2 separate regions of the Homo sapiens genome follow, and region 1 is linked to region 2. The links are chromatin contacts, found by Hi-C or POLR2A ChIA-PET in ENCODE. All regions are on one chromosome and are shown on one strand. The core of a region is the stretch at or near the end of the contact, and the rest is flanking DNA. Distances in the headings are between cores, read along the strand shown. Region 1 holds the start of YARS1 (tyrosyl-tRNA synthetase 1). Region 2 holds the start of SRRM1 (serine and arginine repetitive matrix 1).

Evidence for each region. A loop is a pair of places that touch in the nucleus more often than their neighbours do. ChIA-PET counts read pairs that join two places held with the same protein, here RNA polymerase II (POLR2A). Pooled maps may share reads with other maps.
Region 1: a map of naive thymus-derived CD4-positive, alpha-beta T cell shows a loop between it and region 2 (33-fold over the local background). The contact joins the promoter of YARS1 here to the promoter of SRRM1 in region 2. A Hi-C loop is called at or near these places in 1 of 168 maps with a recorded cell type or tissue (naive thymus-derived CD4-positive, alpha-beta T cell) and 4 of 50 pooled maps. POLR2A ChIA-PET finds 5 or more read pairs at or near these places in 1 of 52 experiments (RWPE1).

The regions. Positions count from the first base shown.
Region 1 is chr1:32,815,688-32,821,480 of GRCh38, forward strand. YARS1 (tyrosyl-tRNA synthetase 1) reads right to left here and starts at 1,671. Exons shown (of 13, transcript NM_003680.4): 1 at 1,501-1,671. The coding sequence starts at 1,557. It overlaps S100PBP (S100P binding protein), which reads left to right and starts at 1,966. Exons shown (of 7, transcript NM_022753.4): 1 at 1,966-2,002. RefSeq lists enhancers at 783-1,284, 1,285-1,784, 1,533-1,842, 2,210-2,379, 2,813-2,922 and 2 more.
Region 2 is chr1:24,640,064-24,646,047 of GRCh38, forward strand. It overlaps SRRM1 (serine and arginine repetitive matrix 1), which reads left to right and starts at 3,239. Exons shown (of 17, transcript NM_005839.4): 1 at 3,239-3,284; 2 at 5,921-5,984. The coding sequence starts at 3,264. RefSeq lists an enhancer at 2,811-2,910 and silencers at 2,981-3,300, 3,561-3,620.

The DNA.
Region 1 (5,793 bases), core at 421-2,920, 8.2 Mb after region 2:
TTCTAGTTACAGGAAATGCCCAGAATACGCAAATACCTGGAGACAGAGAGTAGATTAGTGTTTCTCTAAGGCTAGGAGTAGTGGGTAATAGGTAGCGTCTGCTAACGGGTGCAAGTTTTATTAGATAGTGTGATGGTTGTGGCCGGGAGCCGTGGCTCACGCCTGTAATCCCAGCACTCTGGGAGGCCAAGGAGGGTGGATCACGAGGTCAGGAGATCGAGACCACCCTGGCTAACACGGTGAAACCCCGTCTCTACTAAAAATACAAAAAATTAGCCGGGCGTGGGGGCGGTCACCTGTAGTCCCAGCTACTCGGGAGGCTGAGGCAGGAGAATGGCGTGAACCTGGGAGGCGGAGGTTGCAATGAGCCGAGATTGGGCCACTGCACTCCAGCCTGGGCGACAGAGCGAGACTCCGCCTCAAAAAAAAAAAAAAAAAAAAAGATAGTGTGATGGTTGCACAACCTTGTGAACATACTAAAACCCACTGAATTGTGCACTTTAAAAGGGTGAATTTTATAGTATGTGAAGTACATCTCTAAAAAGAAAAAACAGAACAGGCTGTGTGGCCCAACTGATTTATCACTACTCTTAGAAGGAAGCCCAATTTAAAATTGAACAGAATAAGGCCTGCAAGGCTCCCGTGACTTGGTCCCTGCCTACCTCTCTTAAACAAATAAATAAAATGTATACTATGTAGAAACAATAACAAAAAAAAGGCAGAGCAAGGTATGGGGCAGTTCTGGTGCCAGAGGGTTTGTTATTTAAATAAAGTGGTCGGAAATCATGCGTCGCTGATAAGGTGACAACAGTCAGAAGCCTGAAAAAGTTAAGGGGTAAGCAATATAAATATTTAAGTGCTTCCTCATAACTTTGCTCACTCCACTCCAGCTAAATTTGCCACAATTTCTGTTTCCTCCATCTGAAATGCTCTCCCTCCTTATTCTTCCATTCTTCCTCTGGTTCACTTCTACTCCTGTAGTTCTTGGTAACAAACGGAACATTTGTGGAGTGAGGGGGGGGGATCCATTTCCTTCAAGGCGCAGTTTGGAGGTCACTTCCTCAGGGAAGCCTTCCCTTCTCTCTTTCCCTTTAAAGCTCCCAGTATAGCATCTTCCAGTACTTACTTGAACCGTAATGGGTCATTTTTAACGTCTGATCCCCTTCAGACAAGCTCTGGCAGGCCCTTGACGTATCCCCAGCGACTAAGCACCACGTCTGGCACTTAATAGGGGGGTGGAATGGGAGTCCTGGATTCAAAGTTTGGCTCCAACACAAGACAACTGGACGCAAGAGGTGAGCCCACTGTGATTTCTGGGGAACCCAGGGAAGGGCTGCTTGATTGACTGACCGACCAGCAGTGAGATCTACAGGCTCTCTCAGAGCTGCGCCAGCGCCGAGTCCCCGGCCCCACATACTTAGAACCCCGTAATGGGGCTCAAAATCACTGAACCTCGGGCTCCTAATCCCCAACGGCGCATTTCCAACCCCCAGGCCTGACCTGCAGGTTCCGGGTGATAAGGTGCAGTTTCTCTTCAGGGCTGGGAGCGTCCCCCATGGCTCCGCTACCCCTGCTTCCCCCGCTCAGCCCGGCACCAGAGCCCCTTCCTGGGTCACCGTCGCCGCCGCGTGCCGGGAACTGTCACGCGAGTCCAGCCAGGTTGCATCAGCTGGGCTCGGCGCTCCGCTTACTCGGCCTGGACCCCTCCGGCAGCGGCCGGAAAAAGTGAGGAGCAGCAGAGAGTCGAGCAGGTCGATGAGACGGGAAAAGGTGGAGCCAGTGGGCACGGTGGGCGGTGCGGAGGGCGGGGCTGAGGCGCCTGAGCGGGGCACAACCCTCCTAGAGGCGGGACGGTTTCCTGCCAATCACTGCTGGTTTGCCCTCCCCCTGGTGTTGGCCCGGCTGACTCGGGGTAGGGGAGGTCGGGGAGGGGGCGATAAAATGGCGCAGGGGGCGGAGTGAGGCGCAGTCGTTCGCCCAGGCTTTGGCCCGGCTTCCGGAGGTGAAGAGCGGGAGGGACGAGGGGGTCGGCGTTACCCGGCTTGGAGGGGGATGGGGGCGCCTGTTGCTTCTCCAGGGGGTTGCGCACGCCGTCCGCCCCTTGGAGGGATTGGGAGGCCCACGCCCTGCTGCGAGAAGGGCGCGTTCTAGCTCCTGAGGTGATGGCGAGGGAATGTCCCTGCCCCTCCACCTCCAAGTCGGCGGGCGACAGATGCCCCTCACCCCGCTGAGGAAAAGGGAAGCTCCCTGGTCGTCTTGAGAGTCGGGGAGCGCCGTCTGCAGTCCCCTGCCCAGTGGGGGTGGGGGCCGCCTCTGTCCCGGCCGGCTCGGCGGGAGGCTGTTGCTGGCGGGAAGATAGCCGCGGGCTTTTCTGCCGCGTCTCGCGGGTGGGGGCAGGAAGAGGACGACCCATTCCCTGGGGAGATCTGAGGACGGTGGTCCCCGGGAGAGGAGCGCACAGCACAGGCCTGCTGAGGGGCGGGTTTGCCCCTACTGGGGGAGGGGCGGGGAGAAAACTCTCGCTTCTCCCGCTTTCCGCCGGGAGGCGGGAATTCGCGGTGTCCCCGGGGGAGGGAGACGCAAAGGCCCTTCCTGGAAGGCGACACCGTCCCGGGCCGTTGCATTTGTGAGAGAGAGCCAAGGCAGTATCCTCCAAAGGTTGGGCCTGGGCCACCCTTTCTCCGGCTCCTCAAGGGCTGGAGGCGGCGTCACCAGTTACTTCCAGGGCAAGAGGGAAAGCAGTTATTACCTCAGTGGGCCCTGGAAAGGTCCTAGAAGTGGTTGAATTGCCCACGGCCTGCCCTAACCTGATCTCCGGTGTTTTGTGTATTTATTAGGGACTCCAAGCTCTACCAGACCTGCCTGAAGTGTTTTAAAGCACATTTTCTTTTTGAAAAGAAACCTGTTGCTGCAGCTTAGCGCATCTGTTCTCTGTGTCCATGTGGGAGGAGAATCCTGGCACCCTCATCTAGTGAAATGTTACCTAAAGCAAAGATTTGCAGCCCTGGGTTGTTTTTTCCGTCCTGCAGTGTTTTTAGTTACTTCGAAGGAATTTGCAAAACTGTTACAGATAATTTCAGTTCTTTTTGATTTTTTGTAAATGTTGTGCCTATTTTTTATGGAGTGATAAAGCCTGCTGAGTGCGTTTCGTGCTGTGTGCTTCACATGTATTGCATTTGGGAAAGGTTGGAAATCAAAGGCCAGGGGGAAGTCTTGTCCACTGGAAATAATCTCTGCTCTTGGCTGTACCTGTCAGACCCTGCTTGGTAATGGTCTTGACTTTAGAGCTTGAAAGAGGATGTGGGCTTGCATCTGGTGTTGCAGTTTTAGTGGCCTCAATAAAGTAAGGCTTTGTGCTCGAAGGCAGTAGGTTTTCTGAGGTGAGATAAAAATAGAAAGGGAACCAGTTTCTGAGGTTGCAACCAGGAGGTTCGAGAACAGAGAGGGGGTGGTAAACTGAAGTGTGAAGAAGGGGGTGGACAGGTGAGAGAGATGTGGAAGGACAGAATGGGGTCACAGAAAGGATGGGGTGTAGAGGAACTAAGAAATAGAATTAGAAGATCGGAAAAATATTCTTCCCTTAAAAATGAAGGGATATGGCCAGACATGGTGGCTCACGCCTGTAATCCCAGCACTTGGGGAGGCCGAGGCCGGAGGATTGCTTGAGGCCAGGAGTTCAAGACTAGACTGGCCAACATAGCAAAACCCCATCTCTACTGTAAATACAAAAATTAGCCTAGCATGGTGGACGCCTGTAATCCCAGCTACTGGGAGGCTGTGGCATGAGAATCGCTTGAAACTGGGAGGCAGAGGTTGCAGTGAGCCCAGATCACGCCACTGCATTTCAGCCTGGGTGATTGAGTGAGACCCTGTCTCAAAAATAAAAATAAAATAAAAAAATAAAGGGGTCCCCATATTTTAAGTGGAGGTTACCAGACAAGTGCTAAGAAAGGTGGTAGATGGTAGACAGAGAAGTAAGCAAGCCTTCTTTTGACAGAGAAGTAATAAGTAAGGCTGTCTTTGGAATTTCACTGAAGAACTTCAGTTTTATATGAGGATTTCCCCCCTTGCACATTCATTAAATACCATGTTTTTTTAGTATAGAACTTTTAGGTTTAGAGTACTTTCATAAACATCCTATTTTTTCTCATGATAATCTGTGTTTGAAGTTAACAGTATTTACCCCCTTTTTAGATGCATGTTCTCATCTGTATTGAAGTTCAGAGACTTGAAGTGAATTGCTGAGGTCCAGTACCTCTATAAAGGATAGTTCAGTGAACATTAATTTGCATAATTTGCCGGATATTTCAGATGTCTACCTAGTCTGGTCTTCAGTGACAATATGGTTGAGTGCTGGATTAAACTAGATAAGAGTAGAGTATATTAGATAATTTCAAGCAGGGTCTAGGGGAAATTCCCTACCAGTTTAGCACTCTTTTTTCCTACCGTTCCTATGCTTTTTTTTTTTTTTTTTTTTGAGATGGAGTCTCGCTCTGTCACCCAGGCTGGAGTGCAGTGGTGCGATCTCAGTTCACTGCAACCTCCGCTTCCTGGGTTCCAGCGATTCTCCTGCTTCAGCCTCCCAAGTAGCTGGGATTACAGGCATGCACCACACACCCGGCTAATCTTTGTATTTTTAGTAGAGACAGGGTTTCACCATGTTGGCCAGGCTGGTCTTGAACTCCTGACCTCAGGTGATCCACCCACCTCAGCCTCCCAAAGTGCTGGGATTACAGGAATCAGCCTCTGCGCCTGGCCCTATGCTTCTCTTAAGACTCCAGGGATCGGGGCAATGATGGTGGTGGGGTGAAATAATAACTATGGCCACCAGTTATTTGTCTCTTATGCCATGCCTCTAGTGTGCCACATTTATGTTCACGATCTCATTTAATTCTTGCCACAACCCTATCAGGTAGGTACTGTGATATATGAGGACATTTGATACTTCACAGAGTATAATCATTGTATCTTTCCCATTGACTTCATAATTTTAAGATGTTTTTATTATTTCAAGCATATAAAAAAGTATAGTGGCTGGGTATGGTGGCTCAATGCCTGTAATCCCAGCACTTTGGAAAACCAATGCAGAAGGATCGCTTGACTCCAGGAGTTCAATACCAGCCTGGGCAACATAATGAGACTATGTCTCTACAAAAAATAAAAATAAAAAATTAGCTGTGTATGGTGGTGTGTACCTGTAGTCCCAGCAGCCCTGGGGTTCAAGGCTGCAGTGAGCTATGATCACGCCACTGTTTTCTGCCTGGGCAACAAACCTGAGACCCTGTCTCAAAAAAATAACAATAATTTAACAGTGTAAAAGTAACATAATGAACATTATTATACCTAGCATGCTGCTTTGTCTTAGGTTGCCATATTTGTTTCAGGTCTCTTCTTGCTATTTTTTTTTCCTTATTTATTTATTGTCATGTAGCCTAAGATGAGATATTGTTTTCTTAAGAAATAAAACATTGGCCGGGCGCGGTGGTTCACACCTGTAATCCCAGCACTTTGGGAGGCTGAGGCGGACGGATCACGAGGTCAGGAGATCAAGACCATCCTGAATTCCGGCCTTTCATGCATATTTTAATAATTTTGTGATATATGTATCCATACATAATACGTGGTATTGTGGCTTTTTTGTTGTTGTTTTTTGAGACTGACTCTTGCTCTGTCACCCAGGCTGGAGTGCAGTGGCGCGGTCTGGGCTCACTGCAACCTCTGCCTCCTGGGTTCAAACAGTTCCCCTGCCTCAGCCTCTCGAATAGCTGGGGTTATAGGTGCGCGCCACCAAGC
Region 2 (5,984 bases), core at 1,989-4,488:
CTGTCTTTGGCCGTCTGACAAAGCCTTCATTCACTGAACAAATGTTTATTGAACCCATGCCATGTGTCACTTTTCTAGTGACACATGAATGAACAAAACAGTAAGCCCTGACTTTAGGGCACTTACATTCTAGTGTGGGGAACAGACAATAAACAAACATTAAAAACAGGTTAAACGGCCGGGCGCAGTGGCTCACACCTGTAATCCCAGCACTTTGGGAGGCCAAGGCAGGTATCCCTTGAGCTCATGAGTTCGAGACCAGCCTGGGCAACATGGCAAAACCCCATCTCTACAAAAAATACAAAAATTAGCTGGGAATGGTAGTGCGGGCCTGTAGTCCCAGCTACTCCAGAGGTTGAGGTGGGAGGATGGCTTAAAGCCAGGAGGCGGAGGCTGCAGTGAGCCAAGATCACGTGACTGCACTCCAGCCTGGGTGACAGAGCCAGGCCTTGCCTCAAAAAAAAAAAAAAAAAAAAAAAACAGGTTAAATGCATATTAGGTGATAAAAGCTATGAAAAAAAAAAAAAGAGTAACGGGCATCAGGATGTAGAGAGGATATCCGAGCAACTTCCAACAAGGCAGTCAGGTTAGGCTTCAGTGAGTGACCATCGAGTAAAAACTTTAAAGTAAAAACTTTGCCCAGGCCGGGCACGGTGGCTCACGCCTATAATCCCAGCACTTTAGGAGGCCAAGGCAGGTGGATCACGAGGTCAGGAGTCCCAGACCAGCCTGGCTAACATGGTGAAACCCCATCTCCACTAAAGATAAAAAAAGTAGCCGGACTTGGTGGCGGGCGTCTGTAATCCCAGCTCCCAATTTGGGAGGCTGAGGCAGGAGAATTCCTTGAAACTGAGAGGTGGAGGTTGCAGTGAGCCGAGATCCTGCCACTGCACTCCAACCTGGGCAGACAGAGCAAGACCCCATCTGCGGGGGGGCAGTGGGGACTTTAAGTTTGCCCAGTAGATATCCAGGAGTAGGTCAGCGTGGTGGCTCATGCCTGTAATCCCAGCAGTTTGGGAGGCCGAGGCGGGAGGATCAGTGAAGGTTGGGAGTTTGAGACCAGACTGGCCAACATGGCAAAACCCCATCTCTACTAAAAATACAATAATTAGCCGCGCGTGGTGGTGCGCACCTGTAGTCCCAGCTGCCAGGGAGGCTGAAGCAGGAGAATCGCTTGAACCCGGGAGGCAGAGGTTGTAGTGAGCCGAGATCGCGCCACTGCACTTCAGCCTGGGCGACAGAGCGAGACTCGGTCTCAAAAAAAAAAAAAAAAGATATCTGGAAGTAGAGCATTCTAGATTACATCAAAGACGAAATAGCGTGCATCAGGTAGGATTTTGGCTTTTGTTCTAACAAAAATGAGAGGCTGCTGGAAGGTTTTGAGAAAAGTGTCTGATTAAGGTTTTCTAACAGAACTACCCTGCCGGCTACACTTAGAGTAGATGCTGAGTGGCCAGGGTAGAAGCAGGAAGACCACTTAGGGGGTTAGCGCAGTTCAGGGAAGAGACGATGGTGCCCTGAACCACGATGACAGCAGGGAGGGTTTCTTGATGGTTTGAAAGCCGAGGTAAAGGAAAGGAGTCAAGAGTAACACACGCTTGCGTCCTACACCAAAGGAAAGCCACTGCGGTCAGCGGGAGCCAGGGAAGACCCTGGGAAGGGCAGGTGGTTTGTGGTTTTGGTGGATGGAGGGCGAAGGAATCAGGATTTCAACTTGGGGCACGTGGGACGGTCAAGAGAGAAGTCTGAGCTGGAGATGCAGGGATGTCTCCAGCACACAGCTAGTGTCTCCAGCCACGAGAGCAAACACACACATACTTTCAGGTGGGCTAAGTGCCATGGAAAAAAAGAGAAAAGGGAGGCGAGAGTGTGTGTGGGGGCGGGAACGATGCAAAAGATGGCCGGAGGAGGCCTTTCTGAGAAAGGGACGCCGGCTTTCCCTCCGAGAAAGGGAAGCGAGAAGGGCGAGAAGCGCTTGCGAAAAAGCTGGCAGAGTGGGGCCGGGCGCGGTGGCTCAGGCCTGAAGTCCCTGCACTTTGGGAGGCCAGGAGTTCGAGACCAGCAACAGAGCGAGACCCCCATCTCTGCTTTATTAGATAAAAATAACTTTTTTTTTTGAGACAGTCTCGCTCTGTCACCCAGGCTGGAGTGCAGTGGCGTGATCTCGGCTCACTGCAAGCTCCACCTCCCGGGTTAATGCCATTCTCCTGCCTCAGCCTCCCGAGTAGCTGGGACTACAGACGCCCGCCACCACGCCCAGCTAATTTTTTGTATTTTTAGTAGAGACGGGGTTTCACCGTGTTAGCCAGGATGGTCTCGATCTCCTGACCTCGTGATCCGCCCGCCTCGGCCTCCCAAAGTGCTGGGATTACAGGCGTGAGCCACCGCGCCCGGCCAATAATTTTCAAAATAAGAAAATCTAGCAGTGCGCATCCAACCCAAGGCCCTCGCAGCCAGAGCAGAGGCACCAGGGCGGCCAGGCGAGGCGCTGCGAGGAAGCTGGTGCTTCTCGGAGTCCGAGACCCGGGCTGGGGAGAGCCCGAGGCAGAGCCCGAGGACCACGGCTCTCTGGCGGGCGTCCTGCCCAGCGGCGTGATTACCGGGCCGCCGAAACCGAAACCCATCTACTGGACACTTCCAGCTTCCTCCAAAGGCTGAGCAAGCTGAGCTACAAGGCAGATTTCATGTCTGCTGCCAGGCTCGACCGCTTTACAGACAATCCTCTCTCGTCTGGTAAACGCGTAAAACCTACACAATCACAACTTTCACAACGAGAGGGAAGCCGCAGGCCTCTCGTCGGCGCACGGGCCGCCTCGCCCGCGTCACTCTGAGGTAACAGCCTTTCTCTTCAATCGCTTCATGGAACTCCAGGACGCCAAGCCTCTTCCACTACGGGTCGAAGGATGGGTCACGTCACATTGCGCGAACAAGGATGGTCACGCGCCACAAAAGGACTTGCAGGGCGGGGCGACTCGACGGCCTTCCCTTTTGCTCCCATTGGCTGCGGTCGTCAGGTTCGCCTCCTCCACTACCTACCGGGGAGTTTAGGGCCTGACAGAAGCCCGCCCCCGCTGGCGCTCGTGCGCACGCGTGGCGGGCTCTCGGCGCACTGAGCAGGCGCGGCCTCGTGTCGGCCGGAGGGGGCGGGCGCAACGACGCGCGCTGCGTCCCGGCGCTCGGCTTTCCCTCCGCCGGTCCCGCCCTCCGTCGCGGCGGCGCGGTGTACCCTGGGATAGGGAGCGATCTCCGAGCGAGGCGGCAAGATGGACGCGGGATTTTTCCGCGTAAGTAGAAGCGCCGGGCGCCGGGGTGAGGCCAGGGACTTCTCGGTAAGGCCTGGTAGGAGACCTTAGCTTGGCACAGGGTGGCCAGCGAGGGGAGCTTCGGAGATCTTAAGGATTCCTCCTAGAGCCGGCGCACCCCCCCCCCCCCCGTGCGCTGCGGCGGAGACCGGTGCGCCCCTGCGCAGTCTCCTCCTCCGGAATGGTCCCCCCTACGCGGCGGCGACGGTGGCCGGAAAATGGCGGCGGGAATGGGCCGGGATGGTACCTCGCTGCCCGCCTGCCTGGCGGGGCCTGCAGGCCGAGCGCCGTGCGTGCCGCCGGGTCCTGGGGCCTAGCGGAGCCGGAGGAGGAAGTCCCGAGTGGGAGGCCAAAGGAAAGCCCTAAGGTCACTGGTGGCGGCAGGGCAGGGAGAATATGGTTTGGGGGTACATCTTGGGAGAGCACCTTAGGGGAGGGAGAACAGGAAGAAGCATTCAGCGGCTTTTTTTGAAAAAGCGCCCTCCCCGCCCCCCAACGTCCTCCCTCCAGGTCCTAAGCCTTCGTGGAGGCGCCAGGTCAGGGTTCGCGGGAGCTCCCGCCCAATTTGATATCCCTTCAGGGAGGGGGACGTAGATAACTTGTTGGGACAATGTGAATTTAAGGTTCTGTGAGGGTAGAGGGTGCAACGAAAACTATGCGCGGGTATGGAGGCAGGTTGTGGAGTGATTCAATTCCTTCCCGCCCTCCACATCCCTCACCACCCGCCACCATCGTGTTTTACTCTTGGAGTCCGCTGGTGAAAGGTAACTCTTACCTAGGCTCTGCCAGCGTCGTCTGCCCATCGCCTGCAGGCAGGGAAGTTACTCCGTCGTAGTTGGTTCTCGGGGCCCACACTTTATCAGGCTCGTGCTGGAGCCTGTGTGTCCCATAGTCCCCTCCTGTAGGAAATTAGTACTAGATCAAGATCTAGAAGGGACACAGGACTAGAGTTGAGCACCATTGGTCTCTCAGGGCTTGCAAACTGTTAATGCAGAATGAAGTCGTATAGAAACTAGTTGATCTAAGCCAATATATCCGTTTTCTGAAATACACGTTAGCTCTTCTCTTTAGAGCATGTAATTTGCAGTTTGTGTGTTTTCAAAGGAAAAATTGGAAGGGAGGAGGGCCAGAACTTTAGTAAAAATATCTTTGGACACTCCGAATTGGACATTGAAATCCTTCTTTAATTGGCTTTAAATATGCCAACGAGTTTTTCGTCATGTTAGAATGTTATCCCCCAAGTATTTTACCTAAGAACAACCAGCTGTTCTTAGGCAAACAGTAAGATACTTATTTTGGAATGATAGTTTCAGATTAGCGTATCGAATTTGCAAACTGCTTATGAACTGTCCATTTTGTAATTTCCATCAAAGTGTTTTGTAGTAAATATTCAATATTTTCTGCAGTGCAAGTAGTATTTTGAAACAAGTGAAAGCCTTTTCTGACTTTTGTCAAAATATTTTCTGTGGAAAGGAGTCCAAATAAATAAAAGAGTAAGGTGATTGATGAGCAAATTTTAACATGAAGTTTGCTTGTGGTATTGGTAAAGGTCTGGGAGAGGGGCGAGTTTTTAGTACACAGCCTACAATTGCTTAAATACAAGAGTTAACTGGATTTAAGATCCAAGTTAAAATATTTTAGGGTCATTATCTAGTACCCTGCCAACCAGATGAACTATTTCAGGTAGTATAGAAGTTATATCTTCCATTCAATGAACTTCTTCCACATGCCAGATACTTTACATATGTTATTTCTGGTATGTACACAGCAACCCTGCAGAGTAGGTTTCTATACCTCTATTTTAGCAGGGAAGGAACTATCCTCAGAGAGGCTGGGTAACTTGGTTTACGATCTTACGGCTAAGTAGTGGCACAGTTTTTACCTTCTCAAACAAAATTTTTTTTGATCGCTTTCCAGGGGACTGTGGCCAACTCAGTGAACCAATCAGTACATTTCAGATGGCACAGCCAGTTATTTCCGTGTTTAATTGGGCCAGTAGGAATGACAAAATGAAAAGAATAATTAGTGATCACTCGATGATCTAAGGTAGTATTTGTAAGCTTTCATTTTTCCAGGTTCTTTGCTGAAATTGAGTTTATTTAGGTAACCCTGTCTTCTTCACTCATTCCAAGTTCCTAAAAGTTGTAGAAGACTAACAGCACAGTCCTGGGATGTTCTTTTTTCCTTTCACCCTGTTTGTATGCATTGCCACAGTAGTTTTGCAAGCATGCAACTGGCTTTCAAAAAAGAATGAAATTTCAAATACTTCAATGTGTTCTCATTTAAACAGAAAAGCCCTACGTATCTATTAGCATAGGAAAAGGTGTGAAAGGATACAAATCAAATCTAACATTGGATATGAGGAGGTGTTGGCTTTATGCTGTATACTGTTGTTTTAGGTTTGACTTATGATGAACATATACTTGATAATTTAAAAATCCAGTCAAGTTTTCCAAGTATCAGCTACATTGGGGAAGGAGTATGCATTTCTCATCTATGAAAACTAGTTTGGTATTGTGTTTACTTGGTTACCCTATTTTGGCTATAAAGGTCGTAGGTGATAAAAAGTAAGGATTTAACTTTGAACCCTTAGTTAAGATGTGGTTCTCTTCCTGCAGGGAACAAGTGCAGAACAGGATAATCGGTTCAGCAACAAACAGAAGAAACTACTGAAGCAGCTGA